3 separate regions of the Homo sapiens genome follow, and all the other regions are linked to region 3. The links are chromatin loops, found by intact Hi-C in ENCODE. Cell type or tissue: heart right ventricle. All regions are shown on one strand.

Region 1 (2,500 bases), 170 kb before region 3:
GAAATTGAAATCCAGATTAATAACAGAACTTATCCAGAGGCCTAGCAGTAGTAGATAACCCTACATTTTTCCATAAACCATTATAACAAATGCCTGGCTCTACCTCTGAAAAATGTTATCACTTTTGTGTGCAGTCAGTGGCTGCTGTTCACAATATGTAAATTTAAATTCAAGAGATCAAAATGGAAAATGCCAGCACTCAAAGGGCACTAAGTGGATTTACAAACCAATTTGGCTGCTTGTGAGCCTCATCTTTATACATTCCCCCTGGGAATACATGACTTTTATCCCTACACAGTGGTCACTCATATGGATTAAACTCTCCAATTCTAAAGCAATCCAAGTGTGAAGTCAAGAAGGTGTTAAAATTTTGGTAGGATTAAAAGAGTTACTGTTGCTACTGCATAAGAAAGGAAAATGTCATATAAAGGGTAGGAAACCCTTATTTAAAATGTGAATTAGAGTACAACGATGGTGACAAACCTTGCAAAGTTAAAAAATAAATGTAGAGAAATGCAATTTTTGCTCATATGGAACTCTTTCATCCGGATTCACAAAACAGGCTTGATGAAATTCCTTCCAAAAGGGTAATACTTGGGGGAAAAATCAAGTCAGAGTTCAGGAGATTCAGGATCCCACAGTATCTGTGGAATGTGCAACTTTGCATGACTTTACTAAGATGCTTTAGAAAAAATACAAAATCAATTTTAAGACTCTCCCTAAATATTGATAAGATAAATTATTGAAGATACCTTATTATGGTAATTAAGAAACAATTAACTTATAATTACTAGCCATTACCTAAACCTTGGCTTTGAACAACTTATTTTTATAGATATTGGTTTACATTTAAAGTAAAAAACAATTACTGGTGATTTCACTTATTTTCAGTAGAAGAAAAGCAAATCTGATATTTGGTAATACTTTACAATATAGCATTTACCATGCATTTTACTGTGGGTAGGTTATTTAAGTCAGGCAATTAAGTTTCCTGTCACTTTCTTTTGCTATTTCAAGTGGTTCTAATAAATAGCCACAAGGGGGTGCACATAAATCATTCAAAAGTAATGGCTAGAAACGCTTTTATGTGGTTTGAAGAATGATTCTCCAAATATGTTTGGATTTCCTTTTTTTCCCCCACATAATCATGAATTATAATTTTCTATGGATCATGCATTTTCAAGTGCTATCTGATAGGAATTTTCAGTGCTTGCTTTTCACTGCTGATAATCTTGCCACACTTATTCATTAAAAAAAGTAGCAATGGAATAAAATAAATCTGAAAGGTATGTCTCTTAACAATTTTATTTTTACACTACTTCCCTTTCCAGGTTTTGATTAAAATCCAGTGATGTTGGTGCCAGTCACAGCTCATCACTAATTAATGACTATATGTCCCATTATCTTGCAACTCATTAGCTAACACATCCGAATGTCAGAAAAATTACAATTCCTTACCTCTCATTTTCAAAGCAATAAAACACTCAGTTTTGATGCAAAGATTTAGTTATATATTCTCAAGTACTATTTAAAGCAATACTTCTGATATTCTAAAGTACTATTTAAAGCAATTGCTTAAGGCTATAATACGCTACACTATTTACAACAAAAAACATAAATGGTACAGTTCATTGCAAAAATAATTTCCTGTTGAGATGTCAATATAAACAATCAATACAAAGTGGAAAGACCACAAAGGTAGGTAATAATAAGTGAAATGATCATAATCGATGCAGAAGCTATCTACACCGTCTTCGACGTAAAAGAATGGGTTATTTTCCCATTCATATTTGCAACTGAATCACATCACAGCTGAAAATCACATCACAGTTCTAATTTGTGATTGATTACAAGCAAGCATCTCTTCTCTGCCTTGTCCCAAACTGTATCTAGTTCTTCCTTCCTCAATAGCTTCTTAGAAAGAAGTTCTGGCAAGGGGTGGGGAACTGGGGTGCTAGCCTGGGGTTCACTCCCTGGTACTGGCCAATTTAACTCTCTATAGCTACATAATATAGACATTCTTCTCTAGGTCAGCAAATCCACAGCACCACTAAACTAGATCTCAATGGCCAAAACTCACACGAGGTATAGAGGATGGATACACGAGCACGTCTTGCATTAATAAGTAATCAGAAGTCAAGGACTGAATACATTTTACTTCATACACTTTAATGTGAGCAAACGACTGAAAAAAACATATTGTCATCTAAAAACAAATGCTATGTAAGGCTATCTGGATACTAGTCATTCAATTAATTCTGACTTGAACATCACTTGCTGCTTCAGCATTTGAATGTTTTGGATCTACTTAGTGACAGAGTTCCACTATGAATCCCACCCCATTGGACCTCATCAGTTAGATCTAACTCTTACTTGAATTTAATATAACTTTCATCTTTCTCCATTTTTACCAGCAATAATACTTTTCCTATGGAAATATATTGGGAAAATTAATTTAAGTTTCTGGAGAATTGTGCTATATGAATAGCCTCTTCTTTTT
Region 2 (2,500 bases), 110 kb after region 3:
ATGAGAAAGAATACACAAATTTACTGGTTAGAATGGCGAAGAGATTGGAGCCAAGTTCTTGTGGGTAACCATCAATCCCTTTATTTCCAAAGGATCATCATATTCTCCTTCATCAGATCTCATCTACCATGAAACAATAAAAGTAACTGATCTCTGTGTCCACCTTGGTTGCCTCCAACTTGGGACCATGGAGTGTATTCCAGGTCTGTTGGTCATTACATGAAAGTGATAATAGTAATAATGATAGTGAACATGTATTAAGTGCCAGCTGTTGCATTAAGTGCATTGTAGGCATTATCTTTGGTCTGCACAGCAATCCTCTGTGGTAGCCTGTATTATCATTGCTGCTTCATTTAGAGGAAATCAAAGTTGGGGAGCTAAAAGACTTGCTTTAGGTCACAGAGTTAGTAAAAGGGTGGAACAGGATTTGAAACCACGTTTGTATGTCAGCATTTATTCTTTAGCCTCTATCTTTATAGTCTGAGGCAGGCACATACCAGGGAAAAGAAAACTACCTGGAAGGGCTGCAGCATTTCCTCTATGTTCTGATTCCCCCCTCTTGCTGTGCACACCCCATCACTGCACTGTTTATTATGGCCCATTTCCTCATCTGTCTGTCTACTTGTCTCTCCCTTCTACTAGGCTGAGCTCCTTGAAGGTGAATCCAGAACACTGATGTATCCTGACACACAGTAGGCACTTAATACATCATTGTTGGGTGACATATGCTAAAAAAATGACAGACTGGGTATTTATAATAATTAAGACCATAGCCTTGCCCAGCTAATTCTGTATTCATTCTCAGATGTTCAGTAGTTTGCAACTGCATACCGACTTTTAAAATATAGACAGGTGCAGCTGAAAATACAATTTGATGCATAATTGCCACTACTATACTTTGCATTTGTAAATTTAATTATAATTACAGAATTAGCTATTGCATTGTATCGAAAAGGAGTGTTTTAATTTAACATTCTAATAGGAAGCGTATGCATATTTACTAAGTTCATTATAAAACTATCATCAAGTAATTTTTGAATATCTGTGCCACAAACACTATTAGCTCTTTTGATGGAAGATGTTGTAGTGTTATTTTAATAGAGGCTTGTTTTACTCACAGTAACACATTGTACTTAGCCCAGTCCTCAGATGCCCTCTAGTGTTGATGCATAGTAAGTAAGCAATAAAGTAAGTGAAAATAAAATAGATGTATCCGGCAGCGGCCCTTTTGTAATCGATGATCACATCTCTTCTGACTTAGCAGACACATCAAATATAAGGAAAATAGTTTGAATGTTTGCTTTGTCATCCTGAGTTAATATAACCTTTTAGAATGTTTCATAGTATTAAAAATAACAGTAAAATAACACATATGTGAATGCATATAGAATCATTATATTATAGATAACAATGCAACAAACATCTATGTACTAAAGTTCTGGCTTAAGAAATACAAAAGAAAATAGAACAATAGAAGTAGAAAAGAAAAGCACTCAGTTTTTGTTTCACTTACAAGGTCATTAAAAAGATGATGTCATATTACCTGCAAAGAAATAGAATAAGAAAACTCATCCCCACATGAATAAAATCAGTCCTCAGCCTTGTTAACAAATATGTTCTAGCCAGTTTATCAAACCAGTAAATCTTACTAAGAAAAAAGATTAAAGACTTTCATAATTCTTTGTACATAGTGAGCACTCAATAGATATTTATTTTGTACTCGGTAAACAATCTTATGCTAATAAGTCTTGACTGAGACTTTTAAAAGATATCCTGGGGGGAATAAGAGTTTCCATAATGTTGAAAAACTAACATCATCTGTTTGTTTTGAAATTAAATTATTCCAAGGTCATCTGTGGAGGAAATTATTTCATTCACATTCTAAAAACAGAAACAACTATTTTAAAAATTCACTGATTTAAAAGTCTTTCATTCTTGCTATCATGACTGTTTCTCATAACTTCATCAATTTAGACTACTTATATTTCAGAAATATTTTATTATTTTATTGAAAATTGATATTAAAAACCCATTACCCTGAATTTGTATAAGACTATATTTTAATGGCCAACATCTCAAATTCACAGTCAGATGACAGTTTCCTCTTTGTCAATAGAAAATGTAGTTCTGAAATACTCAAAAACACACAGAAACAACTCAACATGCTTTTCCCACAAGATGTCACTGTGGTACCTATGAAATACAGTCATAGATGTATTTATCTTTCCATGACCTTATTTTTTAAGAAATGATCAATTAAAAAAGATTCACATATGGATAGATGATCCTGAAATTAAATACACACAAAATAAGTAAATTTATAGATGTTCAATATCTACTACTTATGCATGACAGCAAACATATTTATTTGGATATATATTGAAATCTTAACTATATGCATCCAAAGGGAATATAAAACTGGCAATCTAAGAATATATGCAAGGTTGTAGTCAAGATTATTCATTCTTAGACAAATACCATAAAATATGACATGTCACTC
Region 3 (2,500 bases):
ACTCTTCTGACAGCCAAAAAATGAAGTTCAGATTAAGCCCTTAGAGGGCGAGATCTTTTTATTCTGCCTTATTAGAAGTATTATTATTGTCACACACAATGCTCTTAACATCACTATTTCTCAAAAAATTAGTTGGTGTATGACACTGCATTTCTGATGGGCAAATGTACACATCATTAGTGACAGGAGCCTATGTGACTTAGTAACATTGTCTTTTCCAGTTTAAAAAAAATGCTCTCACAAATTGTAGAGCCCCTCTCAAATGCATACAGCTCTCCCTGCTTCCTCTCCATGGTTGTCATGAAGCACAGACAAATGCTAAATGTAGTCCGGGTTGAAAAAGAAACTTCGCTTTGTCTGGGGGTAGGAAATGGGAGTCTCTCACAGGAAGAGTACAGAACATAGCCCACATTGTATGAGTCTATGGATTCCAAGAGCTCATTATCCAATAGATGGACTAAAGAGCAATGGTTGGAAGACCAAAAAGTCAAATGACTGAGAGATGAGAAAAGAGAATTTAGACGGGGTAAGTACACATGAGATTGGGCAACAGATGGGCAGTAAGCAGATTAAATAAAGGAAGGAAATATAGTGTGATTTTTGTGGATGAGGTAGAATCCAACATAACTCTGAGATTTAAGCCTATACAACTCAGAAGTGTTATTTTTTTTAGAAGAAATATACATTTTAGGTTGAGTCTCCTATGCTGAGTTTGAGGTAAAGTTAGAATAATTAAGAGGCACTTTCTCAGAAAGAAAAGTGCAGCACAAACACTCAGGGCTGTTGTGTTAGCTTAACGGAGGGGGACACAGAAGCAGAAGTCAAGGTCAACTAGAGGGGAAGAATAGCTGCAGAGAGTGGAATTTGTTCTATGTGACAATATGACTCCTTTTTTCTAAGAGATGGTGTCTGGCTATGTTGCCCAGGCTGGTCTTGAACTCCTAAACTCAAGCAATCCTCCCACCTCAGCCTCCCAAAGTGCTAGGATTACAGGTGTGAGCCACTGCACAATATAACTTCTAAAGTCCCTGCCAAATCTAGATTTTATTATGATGACAGATTTCGGATGAATGGGTTGAAGGAAAAGAACAGAAGTCTAAGCAAGAAATACTCAACAACTAACTACATTTATGAGGGGTGGGGAGAAGGAAAAAGGAGAGGGAGAGAGGTAATCACTTAATTTAGGAAAAGACATTTTTTAGCACAGATTTTGATTTCAATTTAGTATTGCCCTCTTGTGGCAAATCATGATGTTTGCTAACTCTGACAGAAAACTTCATAAAGAGCACAGGAAAAGGAGACAAAATGAAAAGAAGCAGCCTCCACCAATACTGGGCATGATAGTTTTTGCATGTATTGCCCCATCTAAGCTTATCCACAAGCATGTGAAATAGGTATTAAATCTGATTAGCCCCACTTTTAAAGTTTTATTTATTTCTTTATTTTGAGATGGAGTTTCGCTCTTGTACCATAGGCCGGAGTGCAATGGCGCCATCTCGGTTCACTGCAACCTCCGCCTCCCAGGTTCAAATGATTCTTCTGCCTCAGCCTCCCGAGTAGCTGGGATTACAGGCACGTGCCACCATGCCTGGCTAATTTTTGTATTTTTAGTAGAGATGGGGTTTCACCGTGTTGGCCAGGCTGGTCTCGAACTCCTGACCTCAGGTGATCTGCCCGCTTCGGCCTCCCAAAGTGCTGGGATTACAGGCATGTGCCACCGTGCCCAGCCTGATTAGCTTCATTTTTAACAAGTGGGAAAGTTATAACTGAAAAGTGATTAACTTTCCTAAATTTATGTATAATATCTGGAAGGTACTGGAGTTGGGATTTCAATCCAGGTCTACCTTGGTAAAAAGGCCATGCTAAACACACACACACACACACACACACACACACACACACACACACACACACATTCAACAAATATTCATAAGTATCTGTTATATTTCTGTGCTGCTGTAGATGCTGGAAATACAACAGTAATTTTGAGTAAATTTACCTCAATCCAGCCCTAATCAAATTTTCAATCTAATAAATTATAGCAGCAATATTAATCAAATGGCCAGCCAAAGGCCATTTATGAGCTGTGTGACTTAGGATAATTTAACTTTTAGGCTTTACACCTTTCCCAAGTATAAAATTAAGGATGATAGTGATAACGATAATGACTATCATTTATTAAACCCTTACCATGTGCCGGACACTGTCCTATGCTAATAATGAAATAACATCTATTGTTTCACTTGGGTTATTTTAAGCTCTAGACACGAGACATTTTTATACCTCTATGACTCAAAGTTAGAACAAGAAATCTCCTCCGACCAATAATGACAATCAATTACAGCTAGAGTGCTGTTGACACTCCACCCATGTGTGCTCAGAGGCTTGCAGCTGCATTAGAAGAGGAAGTGCTGTTCCTCTCTTACCTCTCACTGAAACCCTCATGGGCGTGGCCTCCGCTGGATTTCAAAGCAGCCACTGACCACACAGAAAGGAAGCA

What was found. Hi-C counts contacts between places; a loop is a spot of excess contacts. Peaks named below come from ENCODE experiments on the same cell type or tissue, not always from the same donor. Only the 100,000 strongest peaks of a DNase experiment are listed, where the experiment ranks them.
Region 1: it touches region 3 in a loop (13-fold over the local background); 91 of 110 quality-filtered maps call a loop at or near these places.
Region 2: it touches region 3 in a loop (5-fold over the local background); 57 of 110 quality-filtered maps call a loop at or near these places.

What each region holds. Positions count from the first base shown.
Region 1 is chr11:100,854,201-100,856,700 of GRCh38, reverse strand. The region is part of intron 3 of ARHGAP42 (Rho GTPase activating protein 42); the gene reads right to left. Among named protein-coding and RNA genes, the nearest start is that of SNORD13I, 79 kb to the left of the region's middle. In heart right ventricle, a CTCF peak has its summit at 1,046 (motif pointing right); no DNase peak of the experiment used is centred here.
Region 2 is chr11:100,575,265-100,577,764 of GRCh38, reverse strand. No RefSeq gene overlaps it. Among named protein-coding and RNA genes, the nearest start is that of ARHGAP42, 110 kb to the left of the region's middle. In heart right ventricle, CTCF peaks have their summits at 959, 1,158 (motif pointing left) and 2,180 (motif pointing right); no DNase peak of the experiment used is centred here; H3K4me3 peaks cover 341 bases.
Region 3 is chr11:100,681,192-100,683,691 of GRCh38, reverse strand. LOC124902736 (a long non-coding RNA gene) reads right to left here. Exons shown (of 3, transcript XR_007062860.1): 3 at 1,782-2,500. Among named protein-coding and RNA genes, the nearest start is that of ARHGAP42, 4.8 kb to the left of the region's middle. In heart right ventricle, a CTCF peak has its summit at 1,225 (motif pointing left); a DNase peak (open chromatin) is centred at 2,451; H3K27ac peaks cover 1,596 bases.